Linked DNA regions of Mus musculus: region 1 is linked to region 2. Evidence: chromatin loops called from intact Hi-C (ENCODE). Cell type or tissue: gastrocnemius. All regions are shown on one strand. Links, peaks and the distances in the headings refer to the core of each region. The heading gives the core; the rest is flanking DNA.

Region 1 (11,471 bases), core at 1,787-9,786, 55 kb after region 2:
AGTAGGGATGTCAGTGTGAGCAAGGACTCCTGGAAGAGTCTCAAGACACAATGCAAACTTGCCTCCATTTGTGCAAACACTACTTTTGCCTAAAGAACAGGTGCTATCAGACATTCAGACTGGAGCAGGATGGGAAAAGCAACTGCCCTGAGTTTCGCAGAGCATCTAGCATCCTTGGCCTCACTGGCAAAGGCCACTAACCTATCCCTTAACGTTGTAAAACCCAAGTACCACCACAAATCTGCACAGTTCCCTAGACACCAGCAACAGCTACAAGCTACTGGATAGAGCTGGAGTCAGCACCACTGGCTTTCTGGTGGGATGGTTTCTCCTTTCATGACCATCTCACACATTACAGAGTTGGGTATCTCCATCACTGTGTGCTGAAAACCGATTGTTATGATGCCCTCAAACATTGTTATGATGCCCTGTGCATCCTCCTGGGTACCACCTGTGAGGGGCACTGACTGAGAGCATAGAGGATACTGCAGCGACTGAGAAACACAAGGCATGACATAAACTTTAACCTCTGAGTCCTCTGTGGTGCAGCTCTCAGGAAACTGAGGCTCAGAGTCCTGTGGTTATCGAAGCAGCTGAAGAACCCAGAGCTGGAAATGCCCCTGCTCATTGCTGATGCCTGCCCGCCTGCTTTGCAGAGGCTGCTTTTGCCATGTCTGGAAAGTGCTACCTGCTCTGTTGTGACAGCATGTTGCCCATTGGGCTCACAAATTGTCCTCATCTGGGGTTTTTATGTCACTCATAGGAAGGCCATGAAAATAATGCAGTGCCACTCCTTGGAAGGACCTGGTCCAACTGACCAGGTGTATGACCCGAGCAGAAGAGAAAACACAGTGACACCAAGAGACAGAAAAGGGAGGACGACTAGCGCCTCCTTGTCTTTTATAGCGTAGCACCTGAGACAGATTTCAGGCTGGGGGAAGAAGAGTGGAAAGTCCCAGCACCCTCTTTGCATGGGTCTTTCATTCTGGGTGGATGTTCTGATAATAGACAGATACATCCATTCAAGGATAAGGAAGAAAGGGAAGGGAGAAATGTAAAGAACAGTGTGAATGAAGGAATTCAGGATTCACAACACATTTAAATCAGTATAAAACAGGCCAAACATCTAAAAGGAGGGGTTAGAGACATGGTCAGCATGGCTTTCTTTAGGAGATACACAATCTGGGAGAGGAGTGAACATCAGCCTCTTCTTCCCTTAGAGCATCACTGAGTGGCGAGCCCCAGCCATCTTGTTCTGCCGAGGGAGCATCACTGACTGATGTTGACATCACCCGATTTACTAAATAATTCTGCAAACTAGTGACATCTTAGTACTTACATGGACAACTTAAGTTAGATGCTATACTGGCTGGTTTTGTGTGTCAACTTGACACAAGCTGGAGTTATCACAGAGAAAGGAGCCTCCCTTGAGAGAATGCTTCCATGAGATCCAGCTGTAAGGCATTTTCTCAATTAGGGGGAAGGCCCATTGTGGGTGGTGCCATCCCTGGGCTGGTAGTCATGGGTTCTATAAGAGAGCAGGCTGAGCAAGCCAGGGGAAGTGAGCCAGTAAGCAGCACCCCTCCATGGCCTCTGCATCAGCTCCTGCCTTCAAGTTCCTGCCCTGTGTGGGTTCCTGTCTTGATTTCCTTTGGTGATGAACAGCAGTGTGGAAGTGTAAGCTAAATAAACCCTCCCCAACTTGCTTCTTCATCATGATGTTTTGTGCAAGAACACAAACCCTGACTAAGACAGATGCAGAAAATATTTTTAAGAATACCACTCACGTATATCACACAGATGGAGTCATTTATCCATTTTAACTCTTGTCTTATCACTAATGTGTCTTCAATTGGTATTAAATAGACCAAACTGTAAAATTGTAACTAAAATAAATGCACTTGTTTGAGTTCTTTGATATAGTCTTCAAATGCATATACAAATAATCCATAACTCTTAACACACTAAGATTGAAATTTTAACAATTTTTAAACTCTTGTGAAAGGATTAATTTAGAATTTAACCTTTACCTCCTCCTATGATCAGAAAAGCAACCACAGTATTTGGGGGGGGGGGGACATAAACTTTAATTTGGTTTGGTTGGTTTGGTTTATTTTGCTTGGTTTGGATTGATTTGATTTTCTGACACAAAAGTCTTTCTATGTACTCTAGGCTGATCTCAAACTCATGGTGATCCTCCTGCCTCAGCATGCCCTGTGCTTGGATTACAGGTGCATGTCACTACACCCAGCTGAGAAACAACTTTTTTTTTTTTTAATAAATAAATCTTTTTTTTTTAAAGATTTTATTTATTTATTATATATAGGTACACTGTCGCTGTCTTCAGACACTCCAGAAGAGGGAGTCAGATTTTGTTACAGATGGTTGTGAGCCACCATGTGGTTGCTGGGATTTGAACTCCGGACCTTCGGAAGAGCAGTCGGGTGCTCTTACCCACTGAGCCATCTCACCAGCCCGAGAAACAACTTTTAATTGAAGCATTGCTTGATCCTAAAACTATATTTTTCTACCAATAAATAGCACACAAATTTTAAATTTCCAGACACCAGATATACATATACATATATATACAAATACATATATATATATGTTTTGTGTATGTATATATATATATATATATATATATATACACACATATATATCCTTGATGAAAGAAAATATATATGTGACAGAGAACTAATAAATTAACAAGAAACAAGTGAAAACTGTGACAGAAAAAAAAATGGAAGCATGAACACACTGAACCATAAAACATGGGAAATGCCGCTAAAAGGATCCAGTAAGGACACAAGTTTCAGCGAGACCTTTCATCCACAGCAGTCACTGTAGAAGACTGTGTCAGTGAGCCTCCTAAGTGTTCATGGGAGGATGCCAGGCCCAACCTTGCAAAAAGATATGTTGGCTAGCAAACCCAAATCCAAACGTATTAGGCTGCATGACCCAGAAAATGCACCTATAGATATATATTCTGAACTAATAACTGCTTTAAAAGATTTTTTTATTACAGCATTGTTAAAAATATAAAGAGGTAAATAAGCTGGAGGTCCAAGTCTACGGGTTTTGATTTAGTGAAAGTGGCCCTGTCATAAAACAGAATGCTACATGGTCATTTAAAATGTTATAGTTACAGAATTTACATCAGTCGTTAAAATACTAGACCTGTATGAGAGTCAAGGATAGTTTTGATCTAGTCTTCTCTAAACAATACATGTATATTCTATGCAGTATGTTCCCATGATCAGAGTATTGTGGACTTGACGGAAAGAGAAAAGATGTTTTACAACCTGAAGAACTATGCTGTTATCTCTTTTGTCAAATTTCTGCAGTAGAAATACAGTTCTTCCTCTAAGAATGTGGTTGTTAAAAACGAAACAAAATGAAACACCTTTCTACCCAGTTCTCTAGGATCTGATTTGTAACACTGATAAGACTGCTCCGTGTAGGAGACAGTGTAGCTAATACGTGTATCTTCTCTTAAACAGCTCCTGTGAACACATAAGCACACAGTAACAATTCTGAAAGAGGCCATGGATTTGAAGGAGAGTTAGGAGGGATCTGGTGCCAGCCTAGACCAGTGGTTCTCCACCTTCCTTTAAATCAGTTCCTCGTGTTGTGGTGACCCCCAACCATAAAATCATTTCATTGCTACTTTTATGACTGTAATTTTGCTACAGTTTAAAATCATAATACAAATATCTATGCTTTCCAATAGTCTTAGGTGACCCCTGTGAAGGAGTCTCAACCCACAGGTTGAGAACCACAGGTTTAGCGGGAGGAAAGGGAAGGGAGAAATGTAATTATAATCTCAATTTAAAAACAAAACAAAACATGGAAACAAGAGAACTATCTCACATGCCAAAACTCACTCGATCCATTTAACACTTAAAGTTCTTTATGCTATATTCATATTTAGTGTAAACCTAGAGCAGAACATTCTTTTCTAAATCAGAAAACATGGTAGTTGTGTGGCCAAGCAATTGGGTAGAGAGCATAATGGAAAGACCTTTTATTCCAAATCATTAAATTATGCCCAAGTTAAATAGTAGCCCTTACTGGTTGCCCAGTTCAGTCTCTCATGTCCCACTTTGTGCGCCTACTACAGGTAAAGCGTTCTGAAGATGCTTAACTCAACAGTGCCCCCTTCAACGCCACAGGTCTGAGATCTGAGATTAAAGGAAATTTCAATTCAAAGGGTTAATCAGAACAGTTGCTTAAACCTACAGCTCGGAAGAGAGTCGGCCCCTCTGTCTACTCCTGAAGACCCCGGTATTTTCCCCTCAGCTGTCACAAATGGTTGGAAAAGCTTTCTTTCCCACCATGACATGCATATGACATCACATTGTGGACCCGGAACTCAACACTGGAACACAACTTGCCAAAAGTGATGTCAGTCTAGTACATAATCGCAGTCCAATTGTAAAGTCAGGCAGCGTTTCATCTGATCAGCTTTTGGCGGAAGCAGGCCGACTGGAGCCACCTGTTACCGTATCTAGAACCAAGCCTCTCTTAGCAGCTCAACAACAAAATGCTATAAATATTCATTCCTAATGAAACTGCTCAAAGGTCACTTTTAAGGAGGAAGGGCTTTCAGTGGGACTGCTGATAACAAGCTGGCTATTTTTAGAGACTATACAGTCGAAAAGGCACTGTTATTGAAAACGGCATACTATACTACTGCAGTATACCATAGCAGTATACCATAGCAGTATACTATAGCAGTATACTATTGCTATACTGGTGGTAGAAATTAATCAAAAGCATCATGGCTAGCTATAGGATCCTTGAAACCTTTACATTTGATATGATGTGTAATATAACTGTGAAAACCAAAGCCATTTAAATTCTGCAAAAGACTCGCCTGAACAGGGGCACACCTTTTCAAAAGGTTTCTTGAAGTGTGAGTGTTACAAATACCCTCTTTAACCTCCTGTAAAAACAGCCTCGCTTTTCAACAGCTGTCAAAATAGATTCCAGTATCCATTTTACTCCAGAGTGTTGGGAGAAGATCTTAAAATTGCCAAGGAGTGTCAGGATGTGGGTGACTCCCTTTAAAATATTCTTCCAGCTACAGAGAGGTGGAAAAAGCACAGATCCATGACCCATCAAAGGGAAGACAAAGTGATCATGCCTAGTTACACAGCCTGGCCCTGTGTTCAGACCAGGTCAGGTATGTCCTTTATTGCAGACGTGTACCTCTGGGCCACCCACACCTAGGGACTTGGGGCAGTGCTATTCAGGGATGGAGTTGCCAGATTCAATAATGGAGTTACAGGCATTCCAGCTAACTTCACTTCACAGATGCACAATGAGTAATGTCTTTTGGTTTGAGTAGAATTATACCCTGATATTCATGGTGCATCTGCAGTTCAAGGTTGGCCAGGGTCCTGCCATTTCTCTGGCGATCACACAGAACAACACTGAGGCATACAAGCTCTGCCTCCCAGACCCAGTGCTCTGGCCATAGAAGCTCTGAGAGGCTAGCTAAATGCTTAATGTAACAACAGTTTAGTTTTCTCCTTTAAAAAATCCTTTCAAACTGTACAAAAGTTAACTCTGTAGTACAACTGACTCTACCTTTCCGGAAATTATCAATCCTCAGTCTTTGTCGCTTTACACTGGAGATACAGACTTCAGTCTGCAACCACTATGACGTCATTTCCTAACATGACCAAGGGGCTCCAACACAAGGATGCTGATAACTGATACCAGGACATGTCCTAGTGTGCAGTTCACATTCAAATGCAACACGCTCTTCTGATTCTGTTGTGGTCTTGCTTTCCCCATCCAAGGTTCAACCTAGAACCCTTAGGTTGCTCTTATTTGGCACATCTTGGCGGCACCGTAGCCACCCTACCAAGTGCACACCCATGATGTACAGAGGTGGAATGGGAAGGTCAGGGCACGGACAACAAAGTGCCTCTTTCTTTGTCTTAGGGAAACAATTCGGCTCTATTCAAGGACTGAGCTGCTAATGAATACCACACTCCACTCTAACTCAGAGTTCAGTGAAATTGCAAAAATGTTAAACACTGGAGAGCGTCTTCCTCCTTCAGGGGGAAAGTAAGAGAGAGGCTTTAAAAAAGCAACAGATATTCTCAACCAACTCTTGCTGGTAAGTGTATGGAGCTAAGTATATACACGTTATACTGACTATCACCTCAGCAGCCGGACACTGAACATCTGAACCACATGAGACTCGAGTTTGACCTTACTGTTCCGGGTTTTAGAGTTTTAACTAAGCTCAAATCATCGGCAAATGCCACAAAAATCTTGAAAATGTGCTAGCATCGCTCATTCTGCCCCCAACAGGAATGTGAAGAGAGAGAGGCCCTGTTTAAACAACAACAAAGAATTCTGACAAGGAACCTCATGCTCTTCCAACCTTCAAAGGAGAGGGCACAGGTAGCAATAATACCAAAGAGTAATAAGAGAGACACAATTATTTTCTCATTTAGCTGAAGTATGCAAGAAAAATTCTTAAAGGTCTTCTTGAGATAATTTCAGGTTAAATGACAGCTTTTGCAAAATGTTATCTTTTTACAAGCAATTCTTTTAAATGATGATTAAAACAATTAAAGAATGCAAACCACTAACTAATGTATAGAATTCATCTTTTAAAACACTCCATGTATACCCATACTGGGATATTTATAGGCAGGGATACTTATCACAATATATGATTTTGTCTAACTTTCCTCTAAAGCATTCCTTTTTAAATATTTAAAAAATTATTTTGTATGTATAAATTCTTTGCCTGAATGCATATATGTGCACCATAGGGGTGCCTGTTGGATCTCCTGAAACTGAAGTCAGGGAGGGTTGTAAGCCACCATGTAGGTTCTGGGTTTAAAACCCAGACCCTCTATAAGAGCAACAAGTGCTCTTAACCACTGAGCCCCATCTTCTTTGAAAAGAATTCTTTAGCAATGATCTTTGTGTCCTTTGTACATAAAGAGAGTATGCAACTAGGTAATGAACTAGAAGCACAAAAATTGACACAAAGTTTACCTACACAGGTTACAGAAAGGCTAGATTACAGGGGTCCCTGCCCACAGTTTATAATCCCAGCTCCCCCAGACCCAGGTCCCAGGTGATCATTGCTCATTCAAAGAATTACGCTTTTATTTCCATTCTTGCTAACTCAGGGGAGGAAGAACCAAATATAATTATCTGCCTTGGTCTTTTTGAACATCTGCATTGCTGTTAACCTCCTGTAGAAAGAAAGAAAGAAAGAAAGAAAGAAAGAAAGAAAGAAAGAAAGAAAGAAAGAAAGAAAGAAAGAAAGAAAGAAAGGAAGGAAGGAAGGAAGGAAGGAAGGAAGGAAGGAAGGAAGGAAGGAAGGAAGGAAGGAAGGAAGGAAGGAAGGAAGGAAGGGAAAAAAAGGAAGGAAGGAAAGGAAGGAAGGAAGGAAGGAAGGAAGGAAGGAAGGAAGGAAAGGAAGGAAAGGAAGGAAAGGAAGGAAAGGAAGGAAGGAAAGGAAGGAAGGAAGGAAGGAAGGAAAAAATAATGTTGATGTCGTTTACAAAGGGCTGTGTGTGTGTATGTGTGTGTATGTGTGTGTGTGTGTGTGTGTATGTATGTGTGTATGTGTGTGTGTGTATGTGTGTGTATGTGTGTGTATGTGTGTGTATGTGTATGTGTGTGTATGCGTGTGTGTGTATGTGTGTGTATGTGTGCGTGTGCGTGTGCGTGTGCGTGTGCGTGTGTGTGTATCATCCTGCTAGTAGGCCTGTGTCTTCCACAGAAGAAGCTTCCTCTCACAGATGAGGCTATTGAGGGCCCAGAAGTGTAAATAGAATTTAGAAAGCAACATCCTTCTAAGACATGCTTCTAAGCCAAGGTCCCAAGCCTGTATTTTCACCTAGTCTTTATTACAAACTTCGTGACAACAACCCCATCTTGTGCCTATTATGGCGTCTTTAAGCCTCCCTATTTCCCTCACGATCTAAATGGCTGATATCTTCTGGAAGGGAGCTAGAAGTTACGTTTCTTTACACCATTTTGTTCCTTCTTAAAACAACAACAACAAAATGTCCTGAGGGTGGTACATATCTTTAATCCCAGCACTTAAGAGACAAAGGCAGGCAGATCTATATGGGTTCAAGGCCAATCTGGTCTACACAGTGAGTTCTGGGCTAGCCAAAGATACATAGTGAGACCCTGTCTCAAAATGAACAAGCAAGGTACTGAGACCCTCTCCGTACCAGATATGGTATTAGAGGATGGGAGATAAACTAGGGCCCAATGAAGGCAAGCTGTAGTAAACAGAATCAGTCCTCTCCTGGAGTTCTACACAGAGGCACATGCAAGATGCTGGCCAGCCCCAAGACATGAGGCACACTGAGGAGGAGCCTGGGGAGACTGACTACATCCACACCCCCACACAATTGAACCCCTAGTCAGGATGTGCCTATGCAGTAGATGAATGAAATCCCCTCCCACAAGCAGCAGGCAGTCATGAATGACACCCAGTTCCTGCTGGGATCTAGGCTAACTTCAGAACGGCTGAGTCAGACTCTGCATAAACCCAGAGGACATTACTGGAACTGTGGATAAAACATGCTAAAATCCAGCCAAGCCTTCCTACACACCACTCTGCAAATTCAAAATACGACTGCTAGTTGTCATCCAATAAAAATAAAACCTGCAGGAACTGGGGGAGATGGCACACTGGGTGAAGAGCCTGCTGCGAAAACCCAAAGACCTGAGTCCAGATTTGCAGCACCCACAGTAAAATCCTGACTCAGTGGTGCGTGTCTGTAATGTTAACGCTGGGGGCAGAGGTAGAGGGATCCCTGGAGCTCTTTGGGTAGTCAGTCTAGCTCAGTCTGTGACTCTAGGGTCAGTTAGAGACCTTGCCTCCAAAAAAGGGGGGATAGGGATGGGGAGATGGAGGAAGACACTTGACATCAAATTCTCTGCATATGTAACACCATAAAATGTGCACGCATGTGTGCAGACATATGCTCACAAACACACACACATCCCTTGAATTTATTATGAACAGAGAAACAAAGGAGGCTCCTGAGAGGATCTTAAGCTCAGTTCAATGATGGTCGTCTTTGAAATGTGGGTAAAGAGACCATCTCTCAGCCCCAATACAACACGTTGTCCGGTATGGTAAGAGTCAACCAGGAGAACGTTGTCAGACATCAAATGTAGGTCACAAGTGGTTAGAGAGCAACTGGGAGTAACAGCAGCCCTTTCCCTACAAACAGGTGCCCATAGCTGACCTCGGTCTGTCTTCCCAAATCTTCAACAAAAGGCTGTAGCAGAAAAGGTCTTGACCAGCTGTTTTTGCAACATGTCTTGTAAATTAATATTCAGAAATGCCTCACCATTTACAGGCAAGAGGAGAGCCCATTTTGATTAATAGCCCTCAAGCTAGGCCCTAAAAACCTTTGCATTGCAGGCCCTAAAGAGATCTTAATCTAAGCCAGCCATTCCTACTTTGTCAAAGTCAAGGGCTCCTGTGCTATTGAGTAACACAGTCCCCGAGTCTTTCCTCAGACTCGCAAACCCTGCTTCCTTCCCAAGGTCCTGCTACCCATGAAGAGGCAGCAGAAGCATCTGTTCCCCTTAAGGGGGAAGAAGAGGAGGAGGAGGGGGAGGAGGAGGAGGAGGAGGAGGAGGAGGAGGAGGAGGAGGAAAAAGAAAAAGAAAAAGAAAAAGAAAAAGAAAAAGAAAAAGAAAAAGAAAAAGAAAAAGAAAAAGAAAAAGAAAAAGAAAAAGAAAAAGAAAAAGAGGAAGACTACTGAAGAAGAGACCAAGGTACACGGGATAAAAATGGAACACGCAGAGAGACCATGAAATGGGCAAGTCCAAAGTAATATACCCTAGCTTAAATATCTAAAACATTACAGCAAATACTTAAAGGCTAACATTACAAATTCTAAAGTATTTTTCTTATTTATTTATGCTAGGGATTGAACCCAGGGCCTCACTTATATAAGATGAGCTATATCACCAGACCTGGTTGGTATTTTTTATTTTAAATCCCAATGTTTTTATTTCTCTTAAGTATCCAAAAGGTCTTCGGCATTCATGGGACGGCACATTCAACGTGGGATTCCGAAGCGTCCTGGTCACCTCAGCCACATAGCCAACCACTTGAACCCCAAGCTTCCATGCTTATACAATGGAAACGTTAGACAGCAGCTAGGCACTTCCTGTGTGCGAGCGTCCTGTCTTCGAACTGAGTGCATTATCTACTGTAATAGATTGCTTTAATTTCCCACCACTGGTTCCGCTCCTGGTGCCATTCATCCATTTGATAATTGGAGAAAGTTTGTATCTACCCAGTGCTCAGCACACACAAAGTGCTAAGAGAAATGAAAAAGAGGCTGGAAGGGGGAGGGGGAGGGACACAAGTTTGGGTTGAGCATCCCTCATCCAGAAGCCCGACCGTGACATGCTGCAAGAGCTTTGAGCGTCGACACATGCTCAAAGCAAAGGCAGCACTGTTCTGCTCATCTCCTTACAGCCTTCCTTAAATGTGGTAGTGCTGGACATCTGCTGACCTAGCTTGCCCCGCTGCCTACTTCAAAAGAGAACAAAACTGCTCTATAGGTGTAACTCACTAACAACAAGTCACACGTCGGTGACCCAAACCACACAGAAGGATAGCCGGAATGAAGAGACCGGAAGGAAGTCGTCTAAGGATGCTCATCAGCTCTCGGCTCCTGCCCCTCCCCATAGTCCCCCTCTTCCTCTTCCAATAGATCTGATCCTCTGCTCTTCACTCCTGATGGCTCATAAAAGTTACAGAATCTTCAAGTCACCCAAAGGGGCACAGCTTCTTTTCTTAATGAATAAGCCTGGATCCCTGCAGCAGAGGGATGCAAGGATGCTCTGAGTTTTTTTTTTTTCCAAGTGGAGTAATGGCAGCATGCCCCCATCCCCTAAGTGACTGAAGTACTGTGGGTGAGTAACTCAGGAAGATGCTTGGCACAGAGCAGGAACTTATTAAGTAAGAGCCTATCTTGTTAGAAGTATGATTCTCTGCCCAGCCCAAGTCTCCTCTTCCTCTGTTGATACCCAATCTCCTCTTCAGTGTATCCTCAGTATCTGGGTAGCTCAAATCTGGACAGTTGTCCATTATTTTGAGCTAGCTGCTATCTAGATAGAGGGTTCGACTCCTCTACTCCAAAGCAGTTCCCAAGTGGCCAACCACAATCAGTCCCCTGCTCACCTTCTTCTCAGATGCCTGGGTTTCCAAGTGGGTTTTCTCACCACCATCTCTCTCCTGGCCATGTCCTGACTCAGGCATCTTCAAAGTGTGCATCCAGAGCTGCATCTCAGTCTCCAGAGAGCATCTGGCCAACGGGGCATGACTGTTCTGAATATAACAGCTGTATTAAGGAGTTTAGTGGGAGGTGAGCACACAGTGACCCTACTCACGTGTGGTTCCAAGTCTGCTGAAGTCCAAGTCCTTCCTGGCCACTATTGAT
Region 2 (11,471 bases), core at 2,104-10,103:
GTCTCATGGATTTAGATCTCATTGCTCATAGTCCTTTTGACTTTGTCAGGTGAGGATCAGTGAACAGAAAAAGGAGAGCGAGAAGACAGAATTATCTCTGGAGTAATCATTCAAGTAGGGGTTCTCTGGAGCTCCTTATAATACCCTATGATACACTGGAAGTCGGTAATGATGATTAAAAACATAATAATCTTGCTTTTTAAAGCAAAAATTTGAATGGTTAAAAATGTGAATGGACTAGAAATAAATACCAAATAGATCAACCGTGGTTATTTTAACATTTTTAAAAAAATGAGAAGTGACACATAAATGGAAGTCTTACATTTATAAAAACGCAGGCAAGGTGATTGTGTGTGACAAATACTCACAGGCAAATAAGGAAAAAGTAGAAAAAAGTTTCCCTTTCTAAAATAAACTAATATTTTTTCAGCATACATTTCTCCTAAATTCTGACCTTTATACTGTCTTGAGAAAAACATTTTAAGCCAACCCTTCCAACTCTGCTATCCAAGCCTGAGGCATGAAATTCCATTAAATAGCCCATAAATACCTTCATGTACCAGGGACAGGCAACAACTGACTTACCCCTGGACAAAGTCATCCTGTTGGGTGACTTCTGCCTGGTAGCTCTGTCTGTAGGTTCCTAAGCTTAGAGTTCTCCTTCACCTACCCTATCCCTCTACCCAGAACCTCTCTGAAGCCCTTGAATATGTTCTAGCTTCATGCTCCCTACCACAACGGTCTCTGCTTTCAGGTATAATAATAACATCATGTCCAGGATAGCTCGTTCCTCCCAAAGATTGATTCCCTTCCTCCAAGGGGTGTGGGGAGCGGGTGTGGCGGCAGTCCCAAAGACGCCAGGGACTGCAGCTAAGTCATATGACTTGCACCTGACTTCCTCATATAAGACACAAACATCTTGAGTGCTGCGCAGGTGTACCAGGATACAGGTGAATCCAATTTGGTGGAGATTTGCCCCTGCTGCCCTGATTAGCTGAAGCCTCGTGACTGGCGAGGGGGCGTGGCCTGCGGTGCGTGGATGAGAGAGAGTATAAAAGGAGTGAGAGGCCCAGGGTTCCGGGGAGATATAAACAAGAAGAATCAGGACTGAATAAACTGCTGTTAGAAGGACTGGTGGTCGCGTCGTTCTTGCTGGTCGAGAGCGGGCGCGACAAAGGGGAACCTGTGACCTCTGCCCTTTAGGACCTCCGCCCCACCCTGAGTTCTCAGGCCACTTAGCTCATTTTTCTCCTCTAGTTTCTCTCTTCCCTATGATGCCTTAAACCATGACTCACCACACCAGGAGAAAACTCCAGGGCCACATCTTCAGTTGCCTATTTGACAGCCTACCTCATCCCCTGCCTCCAGTATTAATAGGAAACCAACTTAATGTGCTTAAAACTTGACCTTGGTTGAAAACTTGGGTACTCACTCAGTGTTTCAATCTCAATATATAGATACAGATATAGATGATATAGATATAGATATAGATATAGATATCAACCAATTCAACAACAAAAAAATTAGAGTCATCTTAACTCATTTCTTCCACATCATGCCTATTAACGCCTTCAAAATAGCCCTCTAGACACTGACCACTCGTCCCCACATCAGGCACTGTTCTGGTCTGAGCCATCATCTCAACTGGCAACAGGAACAAGAGCTCACAGGTCTTCTATCTCCTTCACCGCAGTCTCCTCAGGACTGTATTCAGAGTGATCGTTCACAAAGTTCAACCAGCCTCTCCATTCCATCCCCCCCATCTCTGGTTACTCAACTTTCCTGTTGTCTTCTATGCCGTGTGCTGTTTAATATGGGCGCCCACTACCCACGTGTGGCTATTTAAGTTCCAGCTACTTAAGATGAAAAACCTCCGTTCCTCGGCCATGCTAACCTTGGCTACTTATATGTGGTTAATGAGCCTCTATGCTAGCCTGTCCTATCAGCATGGAAAGGTCTCCTGAAAGTGCTACAACTTACCACCTTCCCCCAACTGAACCAACAATGAGTAAATCACATGCCCGACAAGCCCTTCAACCAACCTGTTCTCCTTAGGCCCCAGCTTTTCATTTTAGGGAGCTCCTGAGATCCACCCCCCAATTTTCAAGCAAAAATTAGATTGTATGCCCTATGCTACATAAACTCAATTTTTATTTCAGTAGCCTTATTTACTGTGCAAATATTTACAAACTAATATCGATCTCTTCAATGCTGGCTTGGCTCTTATGCCTTTTCTGTGCCAAACACAAAAGAACATGTTTTAATAAAGATGATAACACATTAGGAAATGTCCAGGCTTCAGAGTTCTCCAGGCCTAAATCTATGCTGCCAATTATTAGCCTGGGGGCTATGTAATCTTTTAGAATTCTCAGTAGAAGCTTCTACTTAAAGTAAAAAAGTTTTCTTATAGTGATAATTAAATGAGTGTATATCTGTAAATCACTTAGCCATAGGTTATACATGGCTTCTGTCAGTGAGGCTGTTGGCAGTACATCAATTACACTGAAGAGTAATAAAAACAATAAACTTAAATATTACAGGAGGAGGCCGAAAGCACACTGGGAAGGAAGTTCAAATGTAATCTCTTGCCAGACAGGGCTAAATGAACATCTTCAGCTGCACTGTAATCTGTATGCCTTCAATATCGAACCTTGGAAAATAGTTTTAGAGTACCATGAATTCAAACGTTTCCATTCTGTCTACTATATAAAGCGTAGATTTTTCCACCCCTTTGGAAAATTTGTCTCAGGAATGGTGAACCCATACTTGGCAAGTTGAACAGGTTTCCACTCCTTAAATGCTAGAAGGGTGATTTTACTTTAAAAGTGAAATGTCTGTGGAATGAGGCTCAATGGGGAGGGTAGAGCTCACTGTGCCGGTCTTTTTGAAAACTCCCAAGGAACTGCAACAATAACAGGGCTGGAGGGCAGGGGATTGTAATCCAAACCACATGAATATTTGTCTGCACTGAACGTGTCTGAGTTCATCTCAATGGGAAAAGAAAATAGGCAACGCCTTCCACACTTTTGGAGAGGACATCTTTCCTTGCTTTCAATAGCTGAAGTTCAGGGTCAAATATATTTGTATATGACAACTTTTTGCTATGGCTTCTACATGCCCTGAGCCCGAGTCCTCAATGTGTGCAGCCTACACCAATAGCAGCAGCAGCTGGGACCAACTGCACCAGAACATCATCTCCTGCCCCAGGCTCTCACATATGCACAGTCCCCACAGTGGATCCCTGGTGCCCCAGTGTGGAAGTACAGTTCTGCCCTCTCTTTGAGGTTCATGTGCTCTATATGTGAGGCAGCTCCAGTAGTGACATCATTAGTCCTTCCTGTGGACAGACGGGTGTTGAAAACATCTTCAACTGCTTCTTACCTATACTGACGCATAATGGGTTCAGTCTATTTGACACAGACTTGACTTTCTGCTGTGCAAATGAATGGCATCACTTATAATGTTAATCAGATCCTAGGTAATGGGACCTTTGTAATCAGTCTCTGGTAACCAAAGGTAGGCTGCATGAAGAAAACGAATCTCACGATTACTTATTTTGTCTACCATACAGAATGGAGCCCAAGGGAAACTTGGCTCAAAATTATATGGTCTAATTTACTTGGCCTTTATAATGAGAATTACTTATTTATGATAAGAGATGGGGTAATATGAAGGACAGAGTAACCCAGTTAATTTAGGAAAGCTCCATTATCTTCTTTCAAAATCTCTTTTGATTTTATTATTATTATTAATGAAATACCACTGGTTATATGACAAAGAAAAAAGAAAGACACAGGGACCTTTCTGCAGGTGTCTTGCAAAACATAACATTTCTATGTTTTTTAAAGGGTGTGTGTGTGTGTGTGTGTGTGTGTGTGTGTGTGCGTGTGTGTGTGTGTGTGTGTGTGTGTGTGTGGGTGCTTTGCCTCTATACATGATTGTGCACCCTATGGGTGCCTGGTGCCCTCAAAGGCCAGAAGAGGGCATCATATCCCATGGGACTAGCATTACAGACTCTTGTGGGCCACTATGTGGGTGCTGGAAACCAGACCTGGATCTTCTGGAAGAGCAGCTTTAACCAGTGTTTTAACTATTGATCTATCTCCCCAGCTCCAAGACACAATATTCCTAACAGTCACAACTCAAGAATAGCCTCATTCTCTGGACTGCCAAATTCGAATGATTACATACATGTGAGGACTTGTGAGCAGGAATGCCTTTGATGCCTATTTATTTATTTATTTTTGGCATTTTTCTGAAAGATCCAAAACAAAATGAAAGTTCTTTTTAATACTCTGTTGCATCTCTAAGGTTGACAGTTAGCTATATTTTTGCAATTCAAATGTATTCCCCAGAAGAGTGTCATATTTATTTTTAGTGGGAGAAATAAAATTCGATATGCATAAATTTTACGTCTTGTGCTTTCTTAAAAACACGATTTAAAGTTTTTTCCAAAGAGGATTGTTATGCTCTTTTTAATTAAGATCGCATAAGGAGTCATTCATAAATCTATTAAAATATATATTTAAAAAGTTGAAGGCCAGGCAGTTTCAGAAAGGAGAAACTGTAACTCTCAAGTCTGGGCAGCCAGGGTAGGACAGCACAAGTTTGCTCATTGTCTCTTAAAGCCTCAGGTCTGACAGTTTATATAACTTCATAGACATTGTAAACAATTTTTAAAGCTGTACCAGAAAGAACTTTAAAATACTAAGTCTGCACTTGAGGGTCCTTAACCTTGGTATCCACTCCATAGACTGTCCCATAAGAAGCTCAGGTGGGCCTAAGGAGAAAAAGCAGTCTTTAAGGAGTAAAGTGCACAAGGACCCGAGTCTGACCCCTGAGGTAGAAACATGGTGGTGTGCTGGTAGCCCCGGCTTTGCAGAGATGTAGGCATGGTGGTGTGCTGGTAACCCCAGCTTTGCAGAGATGGAGGCATGGTGGTGTGCTGGTAACCCCAGCTTTGGGGAGGAAGACAGGAGATCACTGGTCAATCGGTCATCAGGCTGAATAATACTTTGTCTCAGAAACCAGTGTGGACAGCACCTGAGGAATGACACTCAAGGTTGATTTCCAGCCTCCCTGTACATGTTCACTGGCACACACACATGTATACATACATACGTGTAGTCACACACAGATTAACCTTTAGGTAACAGCTCAAGCAAACATGGCATCCACTGTGGTACACACAGCATGTTACCTTATTCTCACATGGAATGGTTCATTGACATTACAGTAGACACCATGGGCAACCTCAACTCTTGGCCATCTCTGCTCCTGCCTTGTTAAAAGTCATGTCATCTTGCCTGTCATCTTGCATTCCTGCAACGACACTCCACTCACACACTCAATTCCCAAACCGGATTGTACTCGTGAACACACTACAGTTTTATAAACTCAGGAGTCCACTGGAACCAAAGTTGAGTGTCATCACCCAGGCCCACTAAACAATTGGCCTGTGGTTGGCAGATAGATAGTAGGATGAGATTACAGACTTGAATGTAGTCTGCCCAGTCTGGCACCTCCAGTTATCAGTTGTGGGATGAATCCTGCTGAATTCCCCCCTCGTGACATGGCAATGAAAGATAATGCCCAGCTGGTAAAGCACTGAAGATCAAATAAAATAATTGATGCAGAGAAAGTAGCCAACTACCTGGCACCTAGTAGGTACCCAATAAACCTTACCCATTATGAATCAGCATCTAAGTTAAGACACTGCACAATTACAGCTATGGCATCCTTTCAACACCTGATGATACTCCTGTTTTAGAAGAGTTGTGTTCACAAGTCTGTGACAAAGTAGACGTCTTGGTCAGAATGACAAAGTTCCCTAACACAAAAGTTGTACTTCGCCTTAGCTTATGGCTGGCAATCAAATACACATCCCAGTAGTTAGCTCTCAAGTTTCCGGGTCACACAAGTGACCTTGCATTGATTGCTTCCCCACAGCTGCCACCAGGACATTTGTCTTGATGCCGCTTCCTGACTTCACCATGTCCCCAGTTCAGCGTAAAGCGGCCTCCGAAGCCTCCATTAAGACCCTCTTTTCTCCTACTCTTTGGTACAAAGGCTGGCTCCTGTTCTCTAGGCTGAAAGTGAAAAGAGACAGAAAGAAATAAACAAAATCCTGTGATTAATTCTCTTTCAAATCTAAAGGAAGTAGTTTTTCCACTCTTGTCTTAGCAGACAAGAAGTAATCAAATCTCTCTGACCTGCTTAACAAAACATTCTTTGATGGCACACACAGACTCGGCAGGGACTGAAGGTTTAAACATACCTGGGATGCTTGACCGCACATACTTCTCCAGCGGTCTTTTAACACCACAGAACTCCCAAGAGCACACTAATCCCTGCGGCCAGCCTAACTGGAAATTAAAGTGGTTAAGCACATGGTCAAAACATTTCCAGAATATTTTTGAATAGGTCACGAGAGCTGATAACAATGTACTGAGCGTTCACCTGCATAGATTTGAGCCGAGAAGACTCTCTAGCTTAAGTCTGGTATTTCCATAGTGGACAAGCATGTGCTAGCATCCTTCTCAGTGGCACTGGGACAGTTAAAAACACAGCCAGTTGAGGGCGTGAGGCTTACACTTTGTCAACAGTGCTGACATGGAATGTTCACTGTTTGTGTTGACTTCCACCAAGCACAAGTTTACTCGGGGAGTTCCACAAGTAGGGTAAGTGTTTCTGGAGTCTGACTTTCTGTATGCTCCCTTTTCTGTGGTTCCCTTTCATTCAGAGATGTCGAGAAGGCAGAATAAGTGAGCCAAAGAGAGCAAAGGGTACCTGGGGGTCACGGGGCAAGGGCTTGTTTGAGGATATGGGATCAGGCCTTAAGATGCTTCAGGGCCCTATGGATCAGAAAGGACTCTCCTTGGAGAGGCATTGCCAGGGTGACTGGAGGGTGAGGGCAGCAACACCTGCTCCCCCTTTAATCCCAGAGGGCTTGTTCTCACTAGCCAGGGTGCCCTTGTATTGCACTTCCTCCTGCAGGATGACTACCAGCCTCAGCAGAGTTTCATCTGCATTACCATGACCTTTGGCTCCACCCTTAGTGAGATGTCAGGAGGGAACTCAAGCCTAACCTGGGAAAGCAGACATACACTCTTAGAGAGAGACTCAGAATTAATATCTACCATTTGGGGAACTTAGAACTTGTTGACTTTTTGGTAAAATCTCAGAAGATTGATTGTCTACTGGGGAGGGGGACACACACACACATGTACACATATGCATGCACACACACGCACACGAACCATGTGCACACATACATGTACACACCCACGACCCCACATAGAAAACCAAAACAAAACTATACTGGACTTGGAGTCAGAAGCCTTGGGTTTGAGGACTGGGCTAGCCTCTCATTAGTTGGGTGTGTTAAACCCAACATGTAGTCTATCTGATCTGGAAGGTTTTCAAATATAAGTGGAGAAGAGCCAGTGCCTCGTAGGGCTGTTGTTATATGGATTCAATGCAAGAAACAAAACAAAACAAAACAAAACAAACAAAACAAAACAAAACAAAAACTCTGTAACACTGCTTTCAAAAAACTCATGAGTGTAGTTAAAAAAAAAAACAGAAAAGAAAGCATAAAAAGACTATCCTGTAGAAGGGATCCTGAGCCTGAGTGATGCAGGCCTGTAGCCTCAACTACTACAGAGACTGAAGCAAAAGGATTTCAAGTTAAAGGCTAGCCTGAGCTAGAGTGAGTTCAAATCTAGCCTAAGTAACTTAGAGAGACCCTAAATGGGGAGAGGGGACTGGGAGGGGGCAGCGTAGTGGTAGTGTTTGCCTAACAACACAAAGACTGGGTTTAATCCCAAGTACTGAAGGGGAAAAACAAAAAGAAGAAATCAGTATTGCATTAGATGTGTCTCAGTGGAGATACGGGTTGTGATCTATGAAACGGTAGCATAAAGACACAGGAGGATCTTGCTTATAGACCCGGTATCTTCTTGGAAACATTGGTGATGAAAGGGACACTGGTGATGGAGCCATTACTGGGTGACTATGGCATATCTGGCATTATTTTGAGAACTTTCCATGAATTGTCTCTTGTGTGCATGTGAAAAAAAAAGGTTCCTGGGAGACAGAGAGAGAACTGGCCTGCATGTGAAGGCCCTAAGACAGCCCCAGGTGTTAGCCCTGACCTTTTCCACCCTGTTTGAGACAGGGGCTCTCCTTTATTCACCACTGTGTCTCCCAGGCTACCTGGACCTGGAGGTTGCCGGGGTTCTCCTGTTTCCACCTTCCTCCTTGACACACGAACACCGGGATTAGATATACACTACTACACTAACCTTTACCTGGGTTCCAAGGGTTCAAAGACAGATTTTCATGGCCGCATAGCTAGAGCTTTACCAACAGAGCCCACAACCAAGCCCTACGCACACTGTCTGGTCCATCCTAAAGATAACTGTGAGTGAATAATGCCACAGAGCCCACAGGCAGGAAAGCAAGCAAAGGCTGGGATTCCCAGCCCTCATCAAGGGGGATTTCCTCAGCATGTACTTTCTTTTGAAGAGATCATTGTCTCAGATGATAAAAGTCTTAGGAAGTAAAAAAAAGGGGGGGGGGGAGGACCCTTTATTCACCAAGACTGAAAGAGTGCAGAGAGGCAGGGTGAGAGCAAGGGAAACACTAGAGGAGGAGAAGAAACCTGCAAGAATCCTATTGTGAGAGGAATTCTTTGTAGTGGAGACAAAAATGAAGTCACCTATGTGGAAGGGGGCAGTAGGCAGTTGAAAATGTAATTGTTGAGAAATTGGTGCAGACACGCCATGGCATTGTCCCCCACAGCCTGCCCCAAGGCACCAAGCACACTAATCAACCATGAGGTAAGACCTACTGCTGTGACAATGGAGGGCTAGAGTGAGGGCACATTGGTGAAGCTCCTGCAATCCCTGAAGCTCTGTGCTACCTCTAAGCATTCAGCACCATTCCTGTGAGCCAGTGACTGGAAGAAACAGCTAGGGCTCACTGTCACCACCGGACTGCTGATGAAAAACGAAAGTCTGCAAACAAGACTGCCAGCTTCTCCCTAGGTAAGCCAAAACCATCTACATGCAGGAAAGAGGCTCTTTCCATAGGGAACAGGCAACATCCGTGGGAGGGTCCCATACAGGACTGTCTGATAAAAGCACCAATGTTAACAAGGACCCCTGACATCCCAAACATAGGTAAGATACTTCACAGGCTAGCCACCAATCTCTATGGTTGCAAAAATGAAGTCACAAAACCAGAGTGCAGATGGAAATCCCCAGAACAAATACCAAGTTGTCAAGTGCTGGGGGTAGGTTGTAAGTTTCCAGGGAAAGAAAAAACAGTGGTGATATGTTTGGTTTGTTCCCCTGGAGGAGCAGTAACAGGAACGACCCTTCCCTGGCGTGGCTCCAGTATCACGTCTTCAGATATTGGACTGAAAACATGTTGCAAACAAAATCCCAAAGTTATATATATTTTCAGTCAAATACAAATATTTTGCTTCAATTCTTCAATTCATGTAGACTTTCTGGCCAGACACAGTCTGTTGAAAAGGAATTCTAAGGATCTAGTATTTTAAAGGGAAAGTCAATACCAGAATGTCAGATCTTTCAATGTCCTTCCTTGTTGAGAAGCCAGATAAAGAAGAATCAGGAACCAGCAGCAAGGGTGTGAGTATATGTGTGTTTCAACTATTGCTCATCACACACACACACACACACACACACACACACACACACACACACACACACACCCTACCCGCAGCTGTTGCTCAGGACATCTCATTGAGATAGGCAAGCAGCAGAGTGAGTGTGCTGGTTAGTTTGAAATCCCTGAGCAAAAGATACACACTCAATCAAAGCCGACTAACAACCAGCCATAAAGGGAGGTGTTGGCCACTGCTGCTTTATGTGGCCCAACTGATGGTGGCCATGAAGAGTGTCCCTACACAGGTAGCTGACCACCCTCCTAGACCTCATCTGGCCCTTTCACCCCTGACCTGAAACCTTCGTAGGTGATGTGTAAGATGCATTAAGGGGGGTAGAGGATGCAGATGAGAAACGCATGCTGAGGTGTCCTTCTGAGTTAACCTACATCATATTTCCCCCCATGATCAAGCCTGCAGATGGGAGTGGTAAAGCATAATCTCACATAATCTCATCAGCAGATTTACAACGAAGGCCATTTTTCAGTAACAGAGATGAAGAAACAAGAGGCAGGAGGTATTAACGTGCCGGGGTCTGTTAGCACTGAGGGGTAGGGGTCACAAATCTAACTGGCTGTGTCCTCGAGCTTAGTGAATCTGGAGCCTTCAGACCCACAATAAGACAAGAGAGAGGACTTCTGTGCCCTAAGGTGAAGAAACTTGAACATGGTCAGATTTTCTTTAGAAAGCACTAAGTTTCCCAAAGCCAAAACAACCTGATCGGCACAGGGAGGGATTTTTCTTCAACAACGTTTAAAAATTGAGCTGCCAAGTGTCTGCTCTCGTGGAACGGCCATGGATCCAGACAACAAAATGAACTTTTCAATTTCGAGCCTGGCTGGAAATTATTACAACTAGTTGCCATGATGATATAAATTAGTTTGGGGATTCTGCTATAACTCGCCGTGTGCTCTATCCTGAGACGGTAGAGAACACTGTAATAAATGACTGGCAATCGCTTACTCAGATTTGCTTGTTGCTCAAAGAATGATAATGTTTTGCTTACAGATGAGTCCGATTTTAAACCGAGAGCTGACAATTCATCACAACTTTTCCTTTCCTTTTATGTTTATTTGAAAAGAGAGAATATATTTAACGCTAAAAGTCTTCAACAACCCTCACTGCGTTGAGCTGCTCACAGAACGCCAATCTTCTAGGATTGTACTGCCTTTGTTCGAGGCAGAGATGTGAATACACCCAGGGATTTGTGGGATTGACAGGACCAACTCTGCTTGACAAATGGAGAAGATTCCATGCCCCACACGAACGGGAAACATCAGGTTAGTATGTTCTTCAGACCAGCTGCCGTGTGTGCTGTGGCTCTCTGGTAAAGTCCCACAAATCACGAGGACTCACAGTTGCCCAAAGCCTGTGGCATTCACCAAGTGGCTGGCTGAAGCAAAGACAAGACTTTGTTGTGCTCTGGGGGAGCAGAGTGAGGCCTCCATATGTTGTCATAATCTCTTTGCTACAAAAATAGCTTTGGGGATTGAGAAGGCTTCCAGGAAGGAAGGAAGAACAGGAGCCGGCCATTTGGCAAGTGCTTAATAAGGTGGAGGCTTTGGGCAATGACTGGTCCACGCTGGTGCCTGAGACCATCCTTAAATAACCGTGCAATCCATTACCACAGGGGTTGTGGGGTCTGAGTGTTGCTTATTGGTGGATAAGAAATCCTTAATAAAAACTGCAAGAATTCAAGAGGTCCTGAGTGGCACATGAAACAAAAGAGAAAGAAATCTTATCTGCTTGGGAGTCCCAAAGGGCCATTTAGGACTGG

Evidence for each region. Hi-C counts contacts between places; a loop is a spot of excess contacts. Peaks named below come from ENCODE experiments on the same cell type or tissue, not always from the same donor. Only the 100,000 strongest peaks of a DNase experiment are listed, where the experiment ranks them.
Region 1: it touches region 2 in a loop (2.2-fold over the local background); 5 of 42 quality-filtered maps call a loop at or near these places.

What each region holds. Positions count from the first base shown.
Region 1 is chr14:46,895,906-46,907,376 of GRCm38, reverse strand. All of the region lies in intron 2 of Samd4 (sterile alpha motif domain containing 4), which reads right to left. Among named protein-coding and RNA genes, the nearest start is that of Samd4, 19 kb to the right of the region's middle. In gastrocnemius, for the core only: no CTCF peak of the experiment used is centred there; no DNase peak of the experiment used is centred there; H3K27ac peaks cover 2,522 bases.
Region 2 is chr14:46,950,774-46,962,244 of GRCm38, reverse strand. The region is part of intron 2 of Samd4 (sterile alpha motif domain containing 4); the gene reads right to left. Gm52120 (a long non-coding RNA gene) reads right to left here. Exons shown (of 2, transcript XR_003951144.1): 2 at 4,074-11,471. Mir378c (microRNA 378c) reads left to right here and starts at 7,317; the gene lies at 7,317-7,415. In gastrocnemius, for the core only: a CTCF peak has its summit at 6,568 (motif pointing right); no DNase peak of the experiment used is centred there; H3K27ac peaks cover 1,857 bases.